Regions from separate parts of the Homo sapiens genome. Here region 2 is linked to region 1. The links are chromatin contacts, found by Hi-C or POLR2A ChIA-PET in ENCODE. All regions are on one chromosome and are shown on one strand. The core of a region is the stretch at or near the end of the contact, and the rest is flanking DNA. Distances in the headings are between cores, read along the strand shown.

The links. Hi-C counts contacts between places; a loop is a spot of excess contacts on that map. ChIA-PET counts read pairs that join two places held with the same protein, here RNA polymerase II (POLR2A). Pooled maps may share reads with other maps.
Region 2: a loop to region 1 is called in a pooled map, with 8 times the contacts of the local background. The contact joins the promoter of POC1A here to the promoter of CYB561D2 in region 1. A Hi-C loop is called at or near these places in 1 of 168 maps with a recorded cell type or tissue (CD4-positive, alpha-beta T cell), 3 of 37 single-sample maps with no recorded cell type and 8 of 50 pooled maps. POLR2A ChIA-PET finds 5 or more read pairs at or near these places in 1 of 52 experiments (WTC11).

Annotation. Positions count from the first base shown.
Region 1 is chr3:50,348,834-50,353,317 of GRCh38, forward strand. It overlaps CYB561D2 (cytochrome b561 family member D2), which reads left to right and starts at 2,029. Exons shown (of 4, transcript NM_001291284.2): 1 at 2,029-2,151; 2 at 2,576-2,727; 3 at 3,176-3,213; 4 at 4,408-4,484. The coding sequence starts at 2,601. NPRL2 (NPR2 like, GATOR1 complex subunit) reads right to left here and starts at 1,942. Exons shown (of 11, transcript NM_006545.5): 1 at 1,742-1,942; 2 at 1,098-1,189; 3 at 832-1,000; 4 at 553-661; 5 at 41-177. The coding sequence starts at 1,819. LOC127898564 (CYB561D2-LOC101928965) reads left to right here and starts at 2,029. Exons shown (of 5, transcript NR_183066.1): 1 at 2,029-2,151; 2 at 2,576-2,727. RefSeq lists an enhancer at 1,984-2,203.
Region 2 is chr3:52,152,034-52,156,517 of GRCh38, forward strand. It overlaps POC1A (POC1 centriolar protein A), which reads right to left and starts at 2,390. Exons shown (of 11, transcript NM_015426.5): 1 at 2,322-2,390. The coding sequence starts at 2,339. RefSeq lists enhancers at 1,783-2,760, 2,761-3,737.

The DNA of each region.
Region 1 (4,484 bases), core at 779-3,278:
GCCAGCCCCAGGTGATGATACCCAGGGAGGGATGGCATACTTGTTGTGTAGTGAGGTCCCACTGTGAGTTGAAGAAATCCTCCTTGTCTTTGGTAAAGACAGGTACATCATACTCCTGGGCCACCGGAGGGTCTGGCCGCTGCTCAATCACCTTCAAGTGGATGGTGTTGGACTCATCTGCAGGGGGCCCCATCCATATCCTCAGTGCCACTTCTTCCAAGAGGTCCTCAATTACCATCCAGGCCTCCCAGCATCCCTTGGGGCAAGCAGGTGCCTCTGGGTAGGGCTAATCTTTCTCTTTTTATGGAGTGAGAAACGGAGGCCCACAAAGGGGAAGGAATTGCCCAAGGGGCAGAGCTGGAGAGCTCTGCTTTCCCCCTACCCCCAGTCCCAGCTCCATCATGCATTGGACCCTGGACATGGGCACCTCAGCCCATGGCTATTTCCTGCCCACCAATGTGTTCATGAGTCTTGCCCTTCTCCCTGACTAGCTGGGTTCACTTTCCCATCTCTCCTCTACCCCTCTGCTGTCCTTGCAGAGGCTGGCCATACCAATGGGCAGAGTGCACCGGCCTGAGGCATTTAGCTCCTCCAGCAAGATGGTCATGATGGGCACCAACTTCTGCTTGCTCTCCTCCATGGACACGAAGCTGCTCTCTAGCTAGACAGAGCATGGAAAGCATGGTGGGCACATCCCAGGACCCCTGGCTGGTTGGCTGCCCTGAGTCCTGAGCTGGTTTGCAGGGTCCCAGGTTTGGGGGACTTTGGAGACATGGGAACACCTTCCCCAACTCTGCCTGTCGGTAAACCCAAGCCCATCTCATTGCAGACCTCTAGTGTGGTCAGATAGCCAGCCAGCTTTTTAACAATGGGCTCGAGGGCGCAGGTCTTGGCCTGGGCATCACACACGAAGCCCAGGTTGAAGAGGAGAGCATTGCGGCTGTACTTCTTGTGTTCGATGCACACAGGACAGCCGATCAGCTTCTTTTCCATAGCTGTGCTGGATAATTGGAACACAGTCAGGCCCCCAAGCCTGTCCCTTCCTCCTCCTGGGACAACCCCTGCCACCCACCGCTCACCCCGAGCTAGGGTCTCACACAGTGATAAGCTTGTTCTGCAGCTCTGGCTTGGTGATGATGTACACTTGGACTGTGTCAAACAGCTCTCGGGAGATGAAGTCTTCAGGGACCTGGGGAGGGGAGTGGCAATGGGCCCCTCAGTGGACATCTGTACTGGGTGTAGTACAAATGGTGACCTCCTCATGCCCCCCAAGCCCAAGTCCTCTTCTCCAGCGTTCCCCTCTCTCCCATCCACTCAGGCCTATTACTTCTTTCTGTTTCCAAACATACGCTATGATCTCACCTCCTTCCTGGCTTCTGCATATGCTGTTCCCTCTACCTGGAACACTTTCTCCTGCCTTACCTAAACTTCCTATGCATCATTTACTCTTCACTCAGTTCAGGGATACTCATGGGTCACCCAACTCACCTTCTGTGGGACCTGGAACCCCCCAACCGGATCCCTACAGCCCGATATCCTACAAACACTGCCAATGTGACGTATGTCTTCCCTGCCACATTGGGAGCCGGGGGCCTGGGTCTGACTATCCTCTAGCCTCACAGTTGTCTGCGAATGAAGCAGCATGCCTGCGTGCAGCACGGGAAACTACTGCCTTCAGGCAGCCAGTTGAGCTCTCGAGAACGTCCCTCTTCCCGCCCAGTCCCGCGAGCCCGGGTGGCACCTGATAGGTGATCTTGGGTCCCAGCGTGGGGTGGAACTCGCTGAAGAATATGCATTCGATGCGGCAGCCGCTGCCCATGGCAATAACCGGGCCCAGGCCCGTAGCTCCTCGTTCCTCGCGCAGAGGCGTCCCCACCTCCTGTGAACACTTGTCAGAGACAGCCTCGAGGCCTGTGTCGCTGGGGCACGCAAGCTTGCCAATCCCTCTGCCCAATGGCGCCTGCGCAGCGCGACTCAGAGGCGTGGCTGGGGCGGGGGACGGCTCGTCCCAGGAAGTCCTGGGTGGGTAGACGTCGCACCCGGAAGTAAAGCGGCTCCGTGACGGAGCGGCGGTGCGCGCGGCAGGGCCCGGAGTATCCCGCTTTCTTTGGAGGAAACCACCGCATCAGATCTGCGCTGCGGCAGAGGCAGGCAAGTCCCTAGCGTGGAGGGGCAGCATGCTGGCAGCACTTGGGGAGGCGGTGCGCTAAGGGATTCACGCTGTAACTGGGACCGCAGCAGGGAACTACAATTTCCATAGTGCTCCGCGCCCTCCCAGCTGGCTCTACTGCCGGCGACGGCGTGGTACACGCTGGGATTTGTAGTCTTACATGGCTTTGCGCCTCCTACCTGGAAGGCGGGCCAGCGATTGGTACCAGTTCAGACATGGGTACACGTTGACAGGCCGCCGGCCGTCGACTGGCATGTTGTGACCATTCCTGGTGCTGGTCTTGGTACTGTTCTTTCCTACCATAACTTATTGGAAGAGGGTGGCATTCCTGCCTTGCAGCCTTTTCTCCAGTGAGGAGTGAACAGTGGGCACCTGAGATCCTGGCCCACGCTACTATGCTTTCAGGCTACAACCACTAGCACGGCTGACGATGGCCCTTTCTGCGGAGACCGAGTCACACATCTACCGAGCTCTGCGTACTGCTTCTGGCGCTGCCGCCCACCTTGTGGCCCTGGGCTTTACCATCTTTGTGGCTGTGCTTGCCAGGCCTGGCTCCAGTAAGTAGAATTCATAGCTGACTTCTGGGAAGGGAAGGGCCACTGTTCCTGGGGAGGAAGGGCAGTGGGACTTCCGGGAACAGGCCTGGCTGGTTGAGGGAATTCTGTGCTGGAGCGATGAGTGAGGTGGAGCAGGTAGGTATGGCCAGGGCACACAGAATTCCTGGTTTGTCTTTCCTTCTCTGGGTGCTCCATTTGGCTGCCTCTCAGGAGGTGTAAGGGAAGGAGGGAGGACTGCCAGAGGAGTGGCAAAGCATGGCCTCTGATCCAGGAAGAGGCCAGGAAGAGAGGATAGGTGTGGGGTCAGCTTGTTGCAGAGCAAGAAGGGGCTCACAGTTTGGCAGCACCTCCTTGGGTGATGGGCTGCTGGTATTCCTCAACCCTTAAGGATTGGTATGGCTGGTTTCTTCTTGCCTCAGCCCCATGAGGCCTCCTCTTCTCATTCCAGGCCTGTTCTCCTGGCACCCGGTGCTTATGTCTTTGGCTGTAAGTAGTGGGCCTGGGCAGTTCTTAGGGGTGGGAGCATGGGCATGGTTGGTGGCCCTGGCAGCCTCTGAATCTTTGTCCACATTTAATATCTGTTTGGAAGAGTTGCATGCTCCAACTACTCCTGCCCATGGTATATATTTCAGACTTGAGGCTGGGCACGGTGGCTCATGCCTGTAATCCCAGCACTTAGAGGCCGAGGCGGGCACATCACCTGAGGTCAGGAGATCGAGACCATCTTGGCCAACATGGTGAAACCCCGTCTCTACTAAAAATACAAAAAATTAGCCGGGCATGGTGGCACGCGCCTGTAGTCCCAGCTACTCGGGAGGCTGAGGCAGGAGAATCGCATGAACCCAGGAGACGGAGGTTGCAGTGAGCCAAGATTGCGCCACTGCACTCTAACCTCTAACCTAGGCGACAGAGCGAGGCTCTGTCCCAAAAAAAAAAAAAAACCCAAAAACAAAAAAACCCCCCAAAAAACCAAAAATTAGCTGGGTGTGGTGGCAGGTGCCTGTAATCCCAGTTACTCAGGAGCCTGAGGCAGGAGAATTGCTTGAACCCGGAAGGCGGAGATTGCAGTGAGCCGAGATCAGGCCACTGCACTCCAGCCTGGGTGACAGAGAGAGACTATCTCCAAAAAAAAAAAAAAAAAAAAAAAGAGACTTGAATCAGAGTAATGAAGACCCAGGACCCAGGTCAAATGGGTAAGATTTGTCTAAGCACAATGAGGCTTCACCCACCTCTAGGCAGAAAGCTGAGACATTGCATTTGGATGTACCTCTGTCCCTTTTTACTTTAATTTCTGGTGATGCACCTAACTTTCCCTGAAACAGTGCACCCATGTGGCCAGCTCTTGCCAAGAAATTGTATCCAGCCCCACGTTAGGGAAACAAAGCTTGTGAATCATTTATAACTGCCACATCTCAAACCCTGTGTTTGCTTGGTAACATACGACAGATGACATTTCAGACTGGCACCTAGGAGGAAGTGTGGAGATTATTCAGGGCACATATATCATCCCAGATGGGGTTTTCCACTCTTGCCCCACCAAATGGATAGTCTTGTCAGTGGGGAGAGAAAGAAAAAGGGGAATCAGCCCAGACTCACTGGCAGCTAAGGGTTACATAAAGCCCTCTTCTCCTCTTCTGGGGCAGCACCCTCACTTGAGCTTCCCATCCCCTGTTTCCTCAGTTCTCCTTCCTGATGACCGAGGCACTACTGGTGTTTTCTCCTGAGAGTTCGCTGCTGCACTCCCTCTCACGGAAAGG
Region 2 (4,484 bases), core at 1,140-3,639, 1.8 Mb after region 1:
GAGGCTGAGGCAGGAGGATCACTTTAAGCCAGGGGTTCAAGACCAACCTGGGCAACACAGCAAGACCCTGACCCTACAAAAAAATTAAAGAATTAGCCACACGTAGTGGCTCATGCCTGTATTCTCAGCTACTCAGGAGGGTGAGGTGGGAGGACTGCTTGAGCACAGGAGTTCAAGGTTGCAGTGAGCTGTGATCACATCACTGCACTCCAGCCTGGGCAACAGAGCAAGACCCTGACTAAAAAAAAGTAGTTAGCCGGGCACAGTGGCTCACGCCTGTAATCCCAGCACTTTAGGAGGCCAAGGCGGGCAGATTACCTGAGGTCAAGAGTTCAAGATCAGCCTGGCCAACATGGTGAAAACCCCTCTCTACTAAAAATACAAAAATTAGCTAGGCGTGGTGGTGGGCGCCTATAGTCCCAGCTATTTGGGAGGCTAAGGCAGGAGAATCGCTTGAACCCAGGAGGAGGAGGTTGTAGTGAGCCGAGATTGCACCAGTGCACTCCAGCCTGGACGACAGAGTGAGACTCCTAATCAAAAAATAAATAAATAAAATAAATATAAATAAATAAAATAAAAAATAAAGTAGTTAAACGTGGTTAGCAAATGACCCAGCAATTCTAGGTAAATACCCCAAAGAGTTGAAAACATGGTTTACACAAAAACTTGTACACAAATGTTCAGAGCAGCATTTTCCTTAATAGCCAACAAGTGATTGAACCCAAATGATCCATCAACACATGACTGAATAAACCAAATGTAGCATATTCATACAACAGAATATTATTCAGCCATAAAACCGACTGAAGTGCTGATGCTTGCTGCAACATGGATGAACCTTGAAAACATGCTAAGTGAAAGAAGTCAAACACCAAAGGCCACATTTTGTCTGATTCCATTCATATGAAAAGTTCAGAATAGTCAAATCTATAGAGACAGAAAGTATTAATATATTAGTTTGCCAAGGGTTGGGAGAAAATGGGGAAAGAGAAGAAATGGTATGACTGTTATTGAGTATGGAGTTTCTTTTTGGGATGATGAAAATATTCTGGAATTAGTGATTACAGTTGCACAACACTGTGAATGTACTAAAAACTACTGAAATGTACACTTTAAAAGGTGAATTCTGTGGTGTATGAATAACTTAATAAAGTTAAAACACCAGAGAGAATACTCCGGAGACTCTCTCCATCCAATAGCAGCTTGTGTCTTAACACTTGAAGGGTTATAATTCAGCCATCCAAACATCTCCCCCTACTCTAAGTATCAGAAACCTCAAAGAAGCATTTTGGGTGCTCCAGGAAGCCCAAAGGCTCCTCCTGGGAAAGGATGTCCTTGGGGCACAGCAAAGCCACTGCCACCCTACAGAGCAGTAACCAGAACAAAGGCCCTATGGCCTTGTGCCCAGCTCCACCCCTAACGCACCTGTCAGAGTCTCCTTTCAACAACAGAGGGAGGAGCAGCTGGGGGAGGGTCCCCAACAGAGCCTTCTGCTCTCACCTAAGCTTCTTGAAAGAACATGCGTAAGAGAGTGTCCGCCCCTAGGCTCAGTGGGCAGAGGCAAGTTCAGGTCCACCCCTGACCAGTAGGTCCCATGGTATCTCTCAACACCGCCTCCCCTCTGTAGTTCCCTGCATGTGGGCCTCATCTCCCTCAACAGTGGTTTATACATGAGGGGACAGGAAGGGAGGTAGAGTACCAGATTAGGAGTCAAAAGGTCTGTATCCTAGCCTGGAATCTCCGTCCATGTCCTCAAGTGCCTCAGGGCATCACAGGCTACCACCCAGCCTCCCTGACTCTCCAATCAGCCAGAGGGCCTTGCCCGTTCAAAGGAATCTCTCGAAATGAGGACTTCTGGAGGAATGTGAACTCAGAGAGGGCGGCTCCGCCCCGCTCACACTGCAGGCCCGGGCATCCCAGCGTCCTGCTGTACCTACCTGCTGGAGCAGGGTGTACCCTCAACAAGACCCCACGCAGCCACCCACTGCTAAGGACGTGGAGAATGGCTAGAGAGGCCCGATACCGGCCCCAGGTCACACATGAGTCGGGACTTGGTCGTGTGTCCCTCGCTAGGATGCAAACTATGGAGGCAGAGGCCTGTTTGTTCGCTCCAGAAACCCAGCGCAGGGCCTGGCACGCAGGAGGCGCTCAGAAAGTGCCCGACCCAGCGCCCCCTGCGCAGACAGTAAACTGGACCTGAAGAGGACCACCCTGGAACCTGGCGCCCCGCCCGCCCCTCGCAGCCATCGCTCTGGCCATTAGGCGCCCAGTGTCCCAGCGGGGAGACTGAGGCCTGGGGAGTTGCTCTCGGCTGGGCTTACCGCGCAGGGCGCAGCCATGGCGGGGCTGGCGGCGCCGAAGGCAGCTGCGGTGGCCGTTGCGGCCCGTTCAGTTTCCGCGCCCCCAACGGCCACCAATAGCAACGCGGGCCGCGTCGGCACGCCCCGCCCACCGCAATTAAAGGAGAAGCGCCTCAGCTTTTTGCCCGACGACTGGAAGCAGAGCTGTATGACCGGCGGCCGGCGCCACGGTCTCCGTGCCCAGTTCCCCAAGCCCAGACAACCCACAGACAGCGCAGCCAAAAGCCTCTGTCCGCCGCCACTCGTTCCGCCTGAGAAATTAAAAGACCCAGGATGAAGGGTTCACCCCACCAGCCCGTCGTCCGGCTACTCTAACGGCGAGCGCAGCCTCCTGGGAAATGCAGTTCCAAGCCGCCCACGCCCCTATGTCTGGAGGAAGGTGGAGCTACACTTCCCAACATGAGATTGCACCATTGCATTCCAGCCTGGGCAACAAGAGGGCGGGCCGGGTTTTACCACCCGAAGCGACGGCCTTAAGGATCCCGGAAGCGGAGGACACGTGGGTTGCTGTAACCAGATTGCGTTAAAGCACCCGCGCGCGCCGGCGCAGCCAGATTTTCCCCGCAGGAACCTATTGAGAGCTGAGTATTCGCCCCTCGGGAACTCTCAGTGGTTCGCCGTCCGAACGTTCTTAAGACAAGTGTCGATTTAAAATAACATGAGTTACTCGGAATCACAATCATGGAGTGGAGAGATCAAGGTTCGATTCTCAGTTCTCGCCCTGATTGGCTGTGTGATCTCAGGAAAAACGCCTCTGCTCTGTGCCCCGGTTTCCCCATTTGTAACACGAGGGAGTGTGGTGCAGCCCGGCCCTGTCAGGATCCTTAAGGCCTCAGAAGCTGTTAGAAACCCAGTCTTTAAAAGAAGGAGAGGCCGGGCTCAGTGGCTCACGCCTGTAATCTCAGCACTTTGCCACTTTGGGAGGCCGAGGTGGGTGGATCACCTGAGGTCAGGAGTATGAGACCAGCCTGGCCAACATGGTGAAACCCCATGTCTACTAAAAATACAAAAATTAGCCGGGCGTGGTGGCACGCGCCTGTAAACCCAGCTACTCGGGAGGCTGAGGGAGGAGAATTGTTCGAACTCCGGAGGCAGAGATTGCAGTGAGCCTAGATGTTGCCGCTGCACTCCAGCCTGGGCAACAGAGGGAGACTCCGTCTCAAAAAATATATATATATATAAAATAAAATTTGAAGGCCACCAGCAACCATCTGAATAGACTCCCTGCTTGGCCAGGGCACTCAAATTTAACCTGAAAGAGTGGTTCAGGCCATGATGGGAAGTGGGGGTTGGACATGCCTCATTATACCCTCCAGCATTAACATCAACAAAAACCTTAAGTCTGATAAGAAACATTTACGATCTATTTTCTCTGAAACCTGCTACCTGGAGGCTTCATCTGCATGGTAAAACCTTGGTCTCCATAACCCCTTATCTTAACCGAGATATCCCTTTCTACTGATAATAATTATTTCAACCAATTGCCAATCAGAATATGTTTAAATCTACCAATGACCTGGAAGTTTCCCACTTCGAGTTGTCTTGTCCTTCCAGATCAAACCAATGTAAATCTTACATGTATTGATTGATGTATTTTGTCTCCCTAAAATGTATAAAACCATGCTGTGCCCAGGCCACTTGGGCACATGTTGTCAGGACCTCCTGAGGCTGTGTCATGGGTGTGTCCTTAACCTTAGCAAAATAAATTTTCTAAGTTGACTGAGACCTGTCTCAGGTATTTCGGGTTGACAGTTTGGCAACCACGAAAGGATTCTGAGTGGAGGTGCCCCTGACCTTTGACAGATCTCCTATCGGTGCTTGGTACCAGCTTGAGCTATCTTTATGGCTCAAATCTACAGGACAATTTGCTAAGGCCTGGGAGCCCCCCTCCACAAAATTCCTGATCTTCCCAAATTTGGTTAACATCTAAAGTTTATTTTACTGTACAACTCCTTTTTCTGGAGTTTTACTTGTTTCCAACAAGGAAGGCAGGTTTTCCTGCTTCCCTGACGATGGAAGGCAGGTAACTCCTTTCTGGAGTTTGAGCTCGCTTCCAACAGAGAAGGAAAGTTTGAGTTTTCCCTACTTCTGGGATGGTAGAGAGCAGTCTTTAGCCTAAGACCT